Regions from separate parts of the Homo sapiens genome. Here region 2 is linked to region 1. A link is a loop called in an ENCODE intact Hi-C map of the cell type or tissue named here. Cell type or tissue: chondrocyte. All regions are shown on one strand. Links, peaks and the distances in the headings refer to the core of each region. The heading gives the core; the rest is flanking DNA. Region 1 holds the start of SMIM44 (small integral membrane protein 44). Region 2 has its middle 39 kb from the start of NFIC.

Evidence for each region. A loop is a pair of places that touch in the nucleus more often than their neighbours do. Peaks named below come from ENCODE experiments on the same cell type or tissue, not always from the same donor. Only the 100,000 strongest peaks of a DNase experiment are listed, where the experiment ranks them.
Region 2: it touches region 1 in a loop (4-fold over the local background); 105 of 110 quality-filtered maps call a loop at or near these places.

Annotation. Positions count from the first base shown.
Region 1 is chr19:3,483,049-3,488,420 of GRCh38, forward strand. It overlaps SMIM44 (small integral membrane protein 44), which reads right to left and starts at 393. Exons shown (of 2, transcript NM_001395954.1): 1 at 154-393; 2 at 1-3. The coding sequence starts at 355. It overlaps LOC105372246 (a long non-coding RNA gene), which reads left to right. Exons shown (of 5, transcript XR_936264.2): 1 at 1-238; 2 at 5,080-5,207. RefSeq lists an enhancer at 171-709 and silencers at 2,042-2,091, 2,102-2,151. In chondrocyte, for the core only: CTCF peaks have their summits at 2,142 (motif pointing left) and 2,354; no DNase peak of the experiment used is centred there.
Region 2 is chr19:3,325,119-3,330,490 of GRCh38, forward strand. No RefSeq gene overlaps it. Among named protein-coding and RNA genes, the nearest start is that of NFIC, 39 kb to the right of the region's middle. In chondrocyte, for the core only: a CTCF peak has its summit at 2,029 (motif pointing right); no DNase peak of the experiment used is centred there.

The sequences.
Region 1 (5,372 bases), core at 235-5,234:
AGTCTGCGGCAAGGGAGCTGGTGAGGCAACTCCCCGGCCCCGGCCACCCTCCTCTGTCCCCTCCTCAGCTAGGAGAAGCACTAGGATCCCCTGACCACCCACCCAGGGTGACCCAGCATCGGCCCCAGCTGGGTTTCGGTGGGGGCAGCTCACCGGCCAGGTCGTGGGCGAGGTCTTTGATGAGGTGCCCGACGATGGCGTAGGCGACGGCCACCACCACCAGCGCGGCCAGCAGCAGGTACAGCACGTACCTGGGCAGGCGGATGCTGTCCAGGGGCGGCGGCCGGTACTCCTCGTACAGCGGCGGGGACGGGCTCCAGCCCTCGGCCTCCCCCTCGGCCGCCAGCCCCGGCATGGTGTCCGCCCGGCACAGGGGAGGCCCGGAGGTGACCCACACAGCGGAAGTATTAAGGGGCTTTGAGCTAAGAGGATTGGGCGGCTGCCCCACGGCCACCATCTGCCTGGGTTAATCACATTGTAAATCACTTCCGCCCACCCGCAACCTACCTGCTCAGCTCCAGCCACGACTCTGCCCAGCCGTCCCCACCTCGGGGCCTCCGCACCTGCGCTTCCTTCTCCCAGGAACGCCCTGCCCAGATTTCCTCATGGCCGGCTCACTCTCTTCATTCATTCATCTTTTTAATTCTTATTATTTTATTTTATTTATTTAATTTTTCTTGAGACGGAGTTTCACTCTTGTCACCCAGGCTGGAGTGCAAAGGCGAGATCTCAGCTCACTGCAACCTCTGCCTCCCGGGTGCAAGTGATTCTCCCACCTCAGCCTCCGGAGTAGCTGGGATTACAGGTGCCCGCCACTATGCCTGGCTAATATTATTATTATTTTTGAGACAGGGTCTCGCTCTGTCGCCCTGAGTGCTGGAGTGCAGTGACGCGATCATAGCTCACTGCACCCTCAACCTCCTGGGCTCAAGCGATCCCCCCGCCTCAGTCTCCCAAGTAGCAGGAACTACAGGTCCTCGCCACCGTGCCTGGCTCTTCATTCATTCATCGAATATGTATTGAGCAGCGACTATGGCTGGGCACTCTCTTAGGTGCTGGGACACAGCTATGAGTAAGAAAGACCAGGCCGGGCGCAGGAGCTCACGCCTGTAATCCCAGCACTTTGGAAGGCCGAGGTGGGCGGATCACTTGAGACAGGAGTTTGAGACCAGCCCGGCCAACATGGTGAAACCCTGTCTCTACTAAAAATGCAAAACCTAGCTGGGCGTGGTGGCGGGCGCCTGTAGTCCCAGCTACTCGGGAGGCTGAGTCAGGAGAATCGCTTGAACCTGGGAGGTGGAGGTTGCAGTGAGCCGAGATCATCCCACTGCACTCCAGCCTGGGCAACATAGCGAAACTCCGTAACAAAAAAAAAAAAAAAAAAGAAAGACCAAAACCTGACATTCCAGGGAGGGAGATGGATGCTAAGAAAGAAACATAACCTTAGAGTAAATGATATATTAGGTTAGAAAGGGAGGTGTGGCTGGGCGCCGTGGCTCACGCCTATAGTCCCAGCACTTTGGGAGGCTGAGGCAAGAGGATCACTTGATCCAGAAGTTCAAGATCTCTCTGGGCAACATAGCAAGACTGCATCTCTACAAAAACTTTAAAAACTAGCCAGGCGTGGTGAGTGCCTGTAGTCCCAGCTACTCAGGAGGCTGAGGTGGGAGGATTGCTTGAGCCCAGGAGTTCAAGGCTGCAGTGAGCTATGATTGCACCCCTGTACTACAACCTGGGTGACAGAGTGAGACTATCTCAAGAAAAAAAAAAAATTGGGCTGCCAAGGCATCACTGAGGAGGTGACATTTGAGCAAAGACCTGGAGGAAAAAGGGAACCAGCCATGGGAGATCCAGGGGAAAGAGAGTTCCAAGCAGAGGGCACAGCCCCTGCAAAGGCCCTGGGGCAGGACTGTGCCTGGCGTGTTGGAGGAACAGTGAGGAGGCCAGTGTGGCTGGAGCAGAGTGAGCCGGGGGAGTGGGGGGGAGGGGAGGATGGGGAGCTGTCAGGGCAGGTCCTGCAGGGCCGTGTAGACTGTGAGGAAGACTTCGGCCTAGACCCTGAGGAATGTGGGAGCCATGGAGGGCTGTGGGCAGAGGAGGGATGGGTCCGGACCCAGGTGCTCACAGGTGCCCCCTGGTGGCTGCTTTGGGGAGAACGGACTATGGGGGCCAGAGGAGGAGCCAGGAGGGGACTGAGCTGGTCCTAGTGGAAGGAAAGTAGGCAGATTTGAGATGGACATTTTTTTTTTTTTTTTTTTTTTTTGAGACAGGGCCTTGCTCTGTCACCCAAGCTGGAGTGCAGTGGTGCAGTGGTGGGATCTTGGCTCACTGCAGCCTTGACTGCCCAGGCTCAAGCGATCCTCCTGCCTCAGCCTCCTGAGTAGCTGGGACTACAGGTCTGTGCCCCCACACCTACCTAATTTTCTGTATTTTTTTTTATAGGAACAGGGTCTCACTATGTTGCCCAGGCTGCTCTTTAACTCCTGGGCTCAAGCGATCCTCCTGCCTCAGCCTCACAAAGTGCTGGGATTACAGGCATGTGCCACCGCACCCAGCCTTGGGATCGATTTTTCATTAAAAAAATCTGTTTTTAGACTAAATGCCTGCAATGATGGTGTTGCCATTTCCTGAGTTAGGAACATTGCAGAGGAGAAACCTGGGGAGAAACACAAGGAATTCCAAGTAGCCAGGGGCCAGGGAAGCCAGGACAAGGCAGTAGGAGGTGGTGGTGAGGAAGACCTGGGTTCAAATCCCAGCTCTGCCCGTCACAGCATGACCTTGGCTCTCCAGGGTTCCCTGGCTTCTCTCTACAATGGGGTGGGTAAAGTTTCCTGGGGTGTTGGGAGGAGGAAATTCAACAATGTGTAGAAGTGTGAGCCTTCCCGGGCGGGCGTGGTGGCTCACGCCTGTAATCCCAGCACTTTGGGAGGCTGAGGAACGCTGATCATGAGGTCAGGAGTTCAAGACCAGCCTGACCAACATGGTGAAACCCCATCTCTACTAAAAATACAAAAATTAGCCAGGCGTGGTGACATGTGCCTATAATCCCAGCTACTCGGGAGGCTAAGGCAGGAGAATCGCTTGAACCCGGGAGGCGGAGGTTGCAGTGAGCCGAGATCCCGCCACTACACTCCAGCCTGGGCAACAGAGCGAAACTCCATCTCAAAAACAAACAAACAAAAAAAAGTGTGACCCTTGCCAGGTGGTGGCTCATGTCTGTAGTCCCAGGGACTTGAGAGGCTGAGGCAGGAAGATTGCTTAAGCCCAGGAGCTGGAGGCTGGAGTGAGCTAAGATTGTGCCACTGTACTCCAGCCTAGGTGACACAGCTAGATCTTGTCTCTACAAAAAAGGGGGTGGCTTTTTATTTTATTTTATTTATGATTTTATTTTATTTTGAGACAGAGTCTCTCTCTGTCGCCCAGACTGGAGTGCAGTGGCGCGATCTCAGCTCACTGCAAGCTCTGCCTTCCGGGTTCACGCCATTCTCCTGCTTCAGCTTCCCAAGTAGCTGGGACTACAGGCGCCCGCCACCACGCCCGGCTAATTTTTTTTTTTGTACTTTTAGTAGAGACGGGGTTTCACTGTGTTAGCCAGGATGGTCTCGATCTCCTGACCTCTTGATCCACCCACCGCAGCCTCCCAAAGTGCTGGGATTATAGGCGTGAGCCACTGCGCCCGGTGAGGGTGGCTTTTTATATTTTTGTTTGTTTTTGAGACAGAGTCTCGCTGTGTCACCCAGACTGGAGTGCAGTGGTATGATCTCCTCACTGCAACCTCTGCCTCCCGGGTTCAAGTGGTTCTCCTGCTTCAGCCTCCCAAATAGCTGGGACTACTTTCCAGGGTTTTGTTTTGTTGGTGGTGGTGGTGTTCTTTTAAGACTCCCTCTCCCTCTGTTGCCCAGGCTGGAGTGCAGTGGGGCCATCTCGGCTCATTGCAACCTCCACTTCCCAGGTTTAAGCAATTCTCATACCTCAGCCTTCCAGGTAGCTGGGACTACAAGCATGTGCCACCATGCCCAGTTAATGTCTGTATTTTTAGCAGAGACAGGATTTCACCATGTTGGACAGGCTGGTCTCCAACTCCTGACCTCAAGTGACCTACCTGCCTCAGCCTCACAAAATGCCGGGATTACAGGTGTGAGCCACTGTGCCCAGCTTTTTCTTGTTGTTTTAAAAACATTGCAGCTGGTCTGTGTTGATGGGTAAAGAGAGGAAACCAAGGAGGCAGGAGAGAAAAGGGGGAAGGGCTGAAGTAATGGCTGTGAGTTGATGAGAAGGACGAGGAGTTGGTGAGGAAAAGAGGTGGCTCAGGCAGCCAATGTCACATTGGAAGGTGCCACCTTGGAAGTGGCTCCTTCGGCCCCAGTTGAGCCTTCAGATGAGGCAGCCCTGGCCGACAGCTTGATTGCAACTTCATGAAACACCCAAAGCCAGAAACATCCAGATACGCTTGCTGCTCCCAGACTCGTGACCCACAGGAAAGGTATCTGTCTTCTTTCCTCTGTCTCTGGGGGTTTTCTTGTCTTCTTTATTTAAGATGGAGTCTTGCTCTTGTCACCCAGGCTGGAGCGCAATGGCACACGATTTCGGCTCACTGCAACCTCTGCCTCTTGGGTTCAAGTGATTCTCCTGCCTCAGCCTCCTGAGTAGCTGGGATTACAGGCATGCACCACCACACCCAGCTAATTTTTGTATTTTCAGTAGAGATGGGGTTTCACCATGTTGTCCAGGCTGGTCTCGAACTCCTGACCTCAGGTGATCCACCTGCCTTGACTTCCCAAAGTGCTGGGATTACAGGTGTGAGCCACCGCATCCGGCCTTGTCTTTTTTTTTTTTTTTTTAATTAAAGAGATGGGGGTCTCACTATGGTGCCCAGGCTGGTCTTGAACTCCTGGGCATAAGCGATCCTGCCTTGGCCTCTAGAGTAGCTGGGACTATAGGCATGTGCCTCTGTGCTCAGGTCCACTTTTCTGTCTCTGTAAGGACACTGGTCATTGGATGTAGGGTCTACCCTAAATCCAGGATGATCTCATGCTGAGATCCTTAACAACACCTGCAAAGACTCTATTTCCAAATCAGGTCACATTCATGGGTACCAGGGGTTACCACCTGGACAAGCCTTTTCGGGGGACACGATTTGACCCAAGTCCAGCTGTTTGAAGCTGCTAAGTTTGGAGTAATCTGTTGCACAGCCACAAGGATCTTAGGTAAGTCTTGGCTAGCAGAACCAACAGTTCATCAGCCAGCGTTAGCAGGCAGGAGGGGAGGCAGCATGCACGGCACAGGGACAGGCAGGCGGGCACAGCTGTTGGTGGGGTGTGCGGAAGGTCTGCTTGATTTTTTCACTGAAGCCGAAAGCAAGGTCATCAGCT
Region 2 (5,372 bases), core at 135-5,134, 160 kb before region 1:
TAGCCTTCTCAGGGCCTCTAGCACCCCACATCAGAGAGCATGGCTCATAATTGGCACTGAAGGACCAGGCGCAGTAGCTCACACCTGTAGTCCCAGCAGTTTGGGAGGCCGAGGCAGGTGGATCACCTGAGGTCAGGAGTTTGAGAGCAGCCTGACCAACATGGTGAAACCCCATCTCTACTAAAAATACAAAAATTAGCTTAAAAATACAAAAATTAGCTGGGTGTGGTGGCAGGCAAGTGTAATCCCATCTACTTGGGGGGCTGAAGCAGGAGAATCACTTGAACCTGGGAGGTGAAAGTTGTAGTGAGCCGAGATCGTGCTGCTGCACTCTAGCCTGGGTGACAAGAGTGAGACTCCCATCTAAAAAAAAAAAATCTCTATCAGTATGGATTTGTACAGATTAATGTTATACTTTGGTTTCTAATCCAATTATGTGTACACACACACACATTATATATATATCCTCAACAACAGCAAACATTATAGAAATATTTGCAATGTACTTGCAAAAGAATTTTACTGGGCAACAAATATGTAAAGAGTTCCTACAAATCAATAAGAAAAGATCAACTGAAAAAATATGCAAAGGATATGAACACATCACCACAGAAAATACCTAAAAGTAATAAAAATGGACTTTAAATCTGTGAGAAAATGGCTGGGCACAGTGCCTCACACCTGTAATCCCAGGACTTTGGGTGGCCGAGTTGGGAGGATTCCTTGAGCTCAGGAGTTTGAGACCAGCCTGGGAAACATGGTGAAACCCTGTCTCCACAAAAAATACAGAGATTAGCCAGGTATAGTGGCTCATGACTGTAGTCCCAGCTGCTCAGGAGGCTGACGCAGGAGAATCACTTAAACCCGGGAGGCGGAGGTTACAGTAAGTCGAGATCACGCTATTACACTCCAGTGTTGGGCAACAGAGAGAGACCCTGTCTCAAAAATAAATAATAAAAAATAGATAAATAAATTAATTAAAATATATGAGAAAATGTTCACCCTGATTCATAGGAAGGTAGATTCAAGTTAAAACTACAATAAGGCTAGGTGTAGTGGCTCACACCGATAATCCCAACACTTTGGAAGACTGACACAGGAAGACTGCTTGAGGCGAGGAGCTCAAGACCAGCCGGGGCAACATAGGGAGATCGTGGCTCTATAAATATGGGGTGCGGTTGCTCATGCCTGTAATCTCAGCATTTTGGGAGGCCGAGGTGGGTGGATCACCTGAGGTCAGGAGTTCGAGACCAGCCTGGTCAACATGGTGAAACCCTGTCTCTACTAAAGATACAAAAATTAGCTGGGCATAGTGGTGGGCACCTGTAATCCCAACTACTCGGGAGGCTGAGGCAGGAGAATCACTTGAACCTGGGAGGCAGAAGTTGCAGTGAGCCACGATTATGCCATTGAACTCCAGCCTGGGCAACAAGAGTGACACTCTGTCTCAAAATAAAATAAATAAATAAATATATATATGTATATGTATATGTGTGTGTGTGTGTGTGTGTGTGTGTGTGTGTGTGTGTATATTAAGACTGAGTGCTGTGGCTCACACCTGTAATCCCAGCACTTTGGGAGGCCAAGGTGGGCGGATCACCTGAGGCCAGGAATTTGAGACCGGCCTGGCCAACATGGCGAAATCCCATCTCCACTAAAAACACAAAAATTATCTGGGTGTGGTGGCAGGCGACTGTAATCCCAGCTACTCGGGAGGCTGAGGCAGGAGAATCGCTAGAACCTGGGAGGTGGAGGTTGCAGTGAGCCGGGATGGCACCACTGCACTCCACCCAGCCTGGGCAGAGCCAGGCTCCATCAAAAAAAAAGAAAAAAGAATATTCAGTGCCACCTAGTTTGTGGCGGGAAAAGACTGGAAATAAACAGAATAAGCATTGAGAGGCACTTTTCTTTTTTTTTGTAAGCGATGCATCCGTGCAATAAATCGCTGCAGCATTATTAGCCATTCTGATGGGCAGCCCTCTGAAATTTAAGTGATGAACGGCCGCGATGCTTGTGGTTGTCACTAGAGGGAAGCACATGACCATGAAAGCTTCTTCTATGACCGTCTCAAATTATTGAAGGGTTTATCCTGTGATTTTCATTCTTCGGTTCCTTTCTTTTCCCTTTTATTTACCCCATGCATTTCTATCCGTTTTCTTCTTTTTCTTTTTCTCTTTCTTTCTTTTCCTTCCTTCTTTCTTTTTTCTTTCTCTCTCTCTCTTTCTTTCTTTCTTTTTAAATTTTTTTATTTTTTGAGACGGAGTCTCACTCTGTCTCCCAGGCTGGAGTGCAATGGTGCAATCTTGGCTCATTGCAACCCCCACCTCCTGGGTTCAAACGATTCTCCTGCCTCAGCCTCTGGAGTAGGTGGGATTACAGGTGCCTGCCACCACGCCCGGCTAATTTTTTTTGTTTGTTTTTGTTTTTTTTTTTAGACGGAGTCTCCCTCTGTCGCCCAGGCTGGAGTGCAGTGGCACGATCTCGGCTCACTGCAAGCTCCGCCTCCTGGGTTCACGCCATTCTCCTGCCTCAGCCTCCCGAGTAGCTGGGACCACAGGCGCCCGCCACCACGCCCAGCTAATTTTTTGTATATTTAGTAGAGACGGGGTTTCACCGTGTTAGCCAGGATGGTCTCGATCTCCTGACCTCGTGATCCGCATGCCTCGGCCTCCCAAAGTGCTGGGATTACAGGTGTGAGCCACCGCGCCCGGCCTAGATACAGGATTTTGCCATGTTGTCCAGGCTGGTCTCAAACTCCTGACCTCAAGTGATCCCCCAGCCTCAGCCTCCCAAAGTGCTGGCATTACAGGTATGAGCTACCGTGCCCATATTAACTGTTTTTTGTTTTTTGTTTTTTGTTTTTAAGATGGAGTCTGGCTCTGTCACCCAGGCTGGAGTATGGTGGTGCAATCTCGGCTCACTGAAACTTCCGTCTCCCAGGTTCAAGCAATTCTTGTGCCTCAGCCTCCCAAGTAGCTGGGACTACATGCGCACACCACCATGCCTGGCTAATTTTTATATTTTTTAGTACAGATGGGGTTTCACCATGTTTCCCAGGCTGTTCTCGAACTCCTGACCTCAAGTGATCCACCCGCCTTGGCTTCCCAAAGTGCTGGGATTACAGGTGTGAGCCACCACACCCGGCCCTGTATTAACTTTTGATAGATATTCAACCTACAAATAGGAAAGTATATCTAGTATAAAGGTACAGCTCAAAAATTGTCCCAAACCAAACACATTTATGATTTGTGTAATCAGGTCCCTGAACTCATCAAGAAAAATAATATTTCTGCTTCCCCCACCACCCACAAAGTCACCCTGATCCTCCCCCTTGGTCTCTAACTTTCCCATGGTTAAGCACTGGCCCGATTTCTGTCTTCATAAATTAGTACAGGGCACAGTGGCTGACATCTGTAACCCCAGCACTTTCGGAGGCTGAAGCAGAAGGATCACTTGAGGCCAGGAGTTAAAGATCCGCCTGGGCAACACAGTGAGACCCAAAACGTGAACATATGTTTATCTCAAACATAAATAACAAAGTAAATTAATCAATCAGTACTGCCCACTGTGAACTACATTACACTAAATCCCATAATGACAGGCTTTTTGTCCTCAACGTAAAGCTTGTAAGATTCATCTGTGTTGTTAAATGTTTTTGTAGGTTGAATATCAGCAAATTTTTTCTTGTAAAAGGCCGTATCGTAAATATTTTAGGCTTTGTGGACCAGGCAGTCCCCATTGCAGCTACTCACCTCTGTCCCTGTAGTCAATAGGCAGCCACAGACAATATGTAAGTGAGTGGGTGTGGGTGTGTATACCAATAAAACTTTATTTATAAAAATAAGTGATGGGCTGTGTGTTAGTCAGGGTTCTCAAACAGAACCAATGGGGAGTGTTTGTGTGTGTGAGAGACAGAGAGACAGAGAGAGAGTGATTTTAAGGAATTGTGGAGTGCAGTGGCTCACGCCTATAATCCCAGCACTTTGGGAGGCTGGGGCAGGAGGATCTCTTGAGCCCAAGAGTTTGAGACCACCCTGGGCAGCATGGTATCCTCATCTCTAAAAACAAACAAACAAACAAATTAATAAATAAATAAAATACATTTGCCAGGTGTGGTGGTACACACCTGTAGTCCCAGCTAGTTGGGAAGCTGAGGCAGAGTTGAACCCAGGAACTCAAGGCTGCAGTGAGCTGTGATCACACCACTGCACTCAAGCCTGGGTGACAGCACAAGATCCCGTCTAAAAAAAAAAAAAGAAAGAAAAGAAAAGAAAAAGAAAAAAAATTGATTTGCTTGATATGGGGGCTAGCCAGTCTAAAATTTATAGAACAGGGCAGCAGGCTAGACATTCAGGTAAGAGTCAATGTTGCAGGCCGGGCGCGGTGGCCCACGCCTGTAATCCCAGCACTTTGGGAGGCCAAGGCGGGCAGATCACGAGGTCAGGAGTTCAAGACCAGCCTGGTCAACATGGCGAAACCCTGTCTCTACTAAAAATACAAAAATTAACCGGGCAGCCAAGGCACAAGAATTGTTTGAAACCCAGGAGGCAGAGGTTGCAGTGAGCCGAGATTGCACCACTGAACTCCACCTTGGGCAACAGAATGAGTCCCCGTCTCCAAAAAAAAAAGAAAACCAAAAACAAAAACAAAAAAAAAAACAGAAATAGAGTCAGTGTTGCAGTGTTGGGTCCAAAAACTGTAGGGCAGTCCCCACAGTCTGGAAACGAGGACTTTTTTTTTTTCTTTTTTTTTTTTTATGGAGTCTCGCTGTGTTACCCAGCCTGGAGTGCAGTGGCGCGATCTCTGCTCACTGCAAGCTCCACCTCCCGGGTTCAAGCGATTCTCCAGCTTAGCCTCCCGAGTAGCTGGGACTACAGGCACACGCCGCCACGCCCGGCTAATTTTTTTGTATTTCAGGAAAGACGGGGTTTCACTGTGTTGCCCAGGCTGGTCTCGAACTCCTGAGCTCAGGCAATCATCTGCCTCGGCTTCCCAAAGTGCTGGGATTACAGGCATGAGCCACCGTGCCTGAAGAAATGAGGATTTTTATGTCCCAGTCTTGAGGCAGAATTCCTTCTTCTCTGGGAAAACCCGAATTTTGCTCTTACATCCTTCAACTGATTGGACGAGGCCCACTCACATTACAGAGGGTCGTTTCCTTCACTTAAAGGCAGCTGACTCTAGACATTCAGCACATCTGCAGAATACCTTCAGAGCAAAACATGCAGATGCCTGTTGGAGCAAACAACCGGGCAGCATGGTCTCGCCCCATGGCCCCATGCAATCAAACATCACAGTCTGGATTTGATCCGGGGCCATGGTTTGACAGCTCCAGTGTTGTTCACGTGTTCCTGGGCTTAGGATGGGACCAT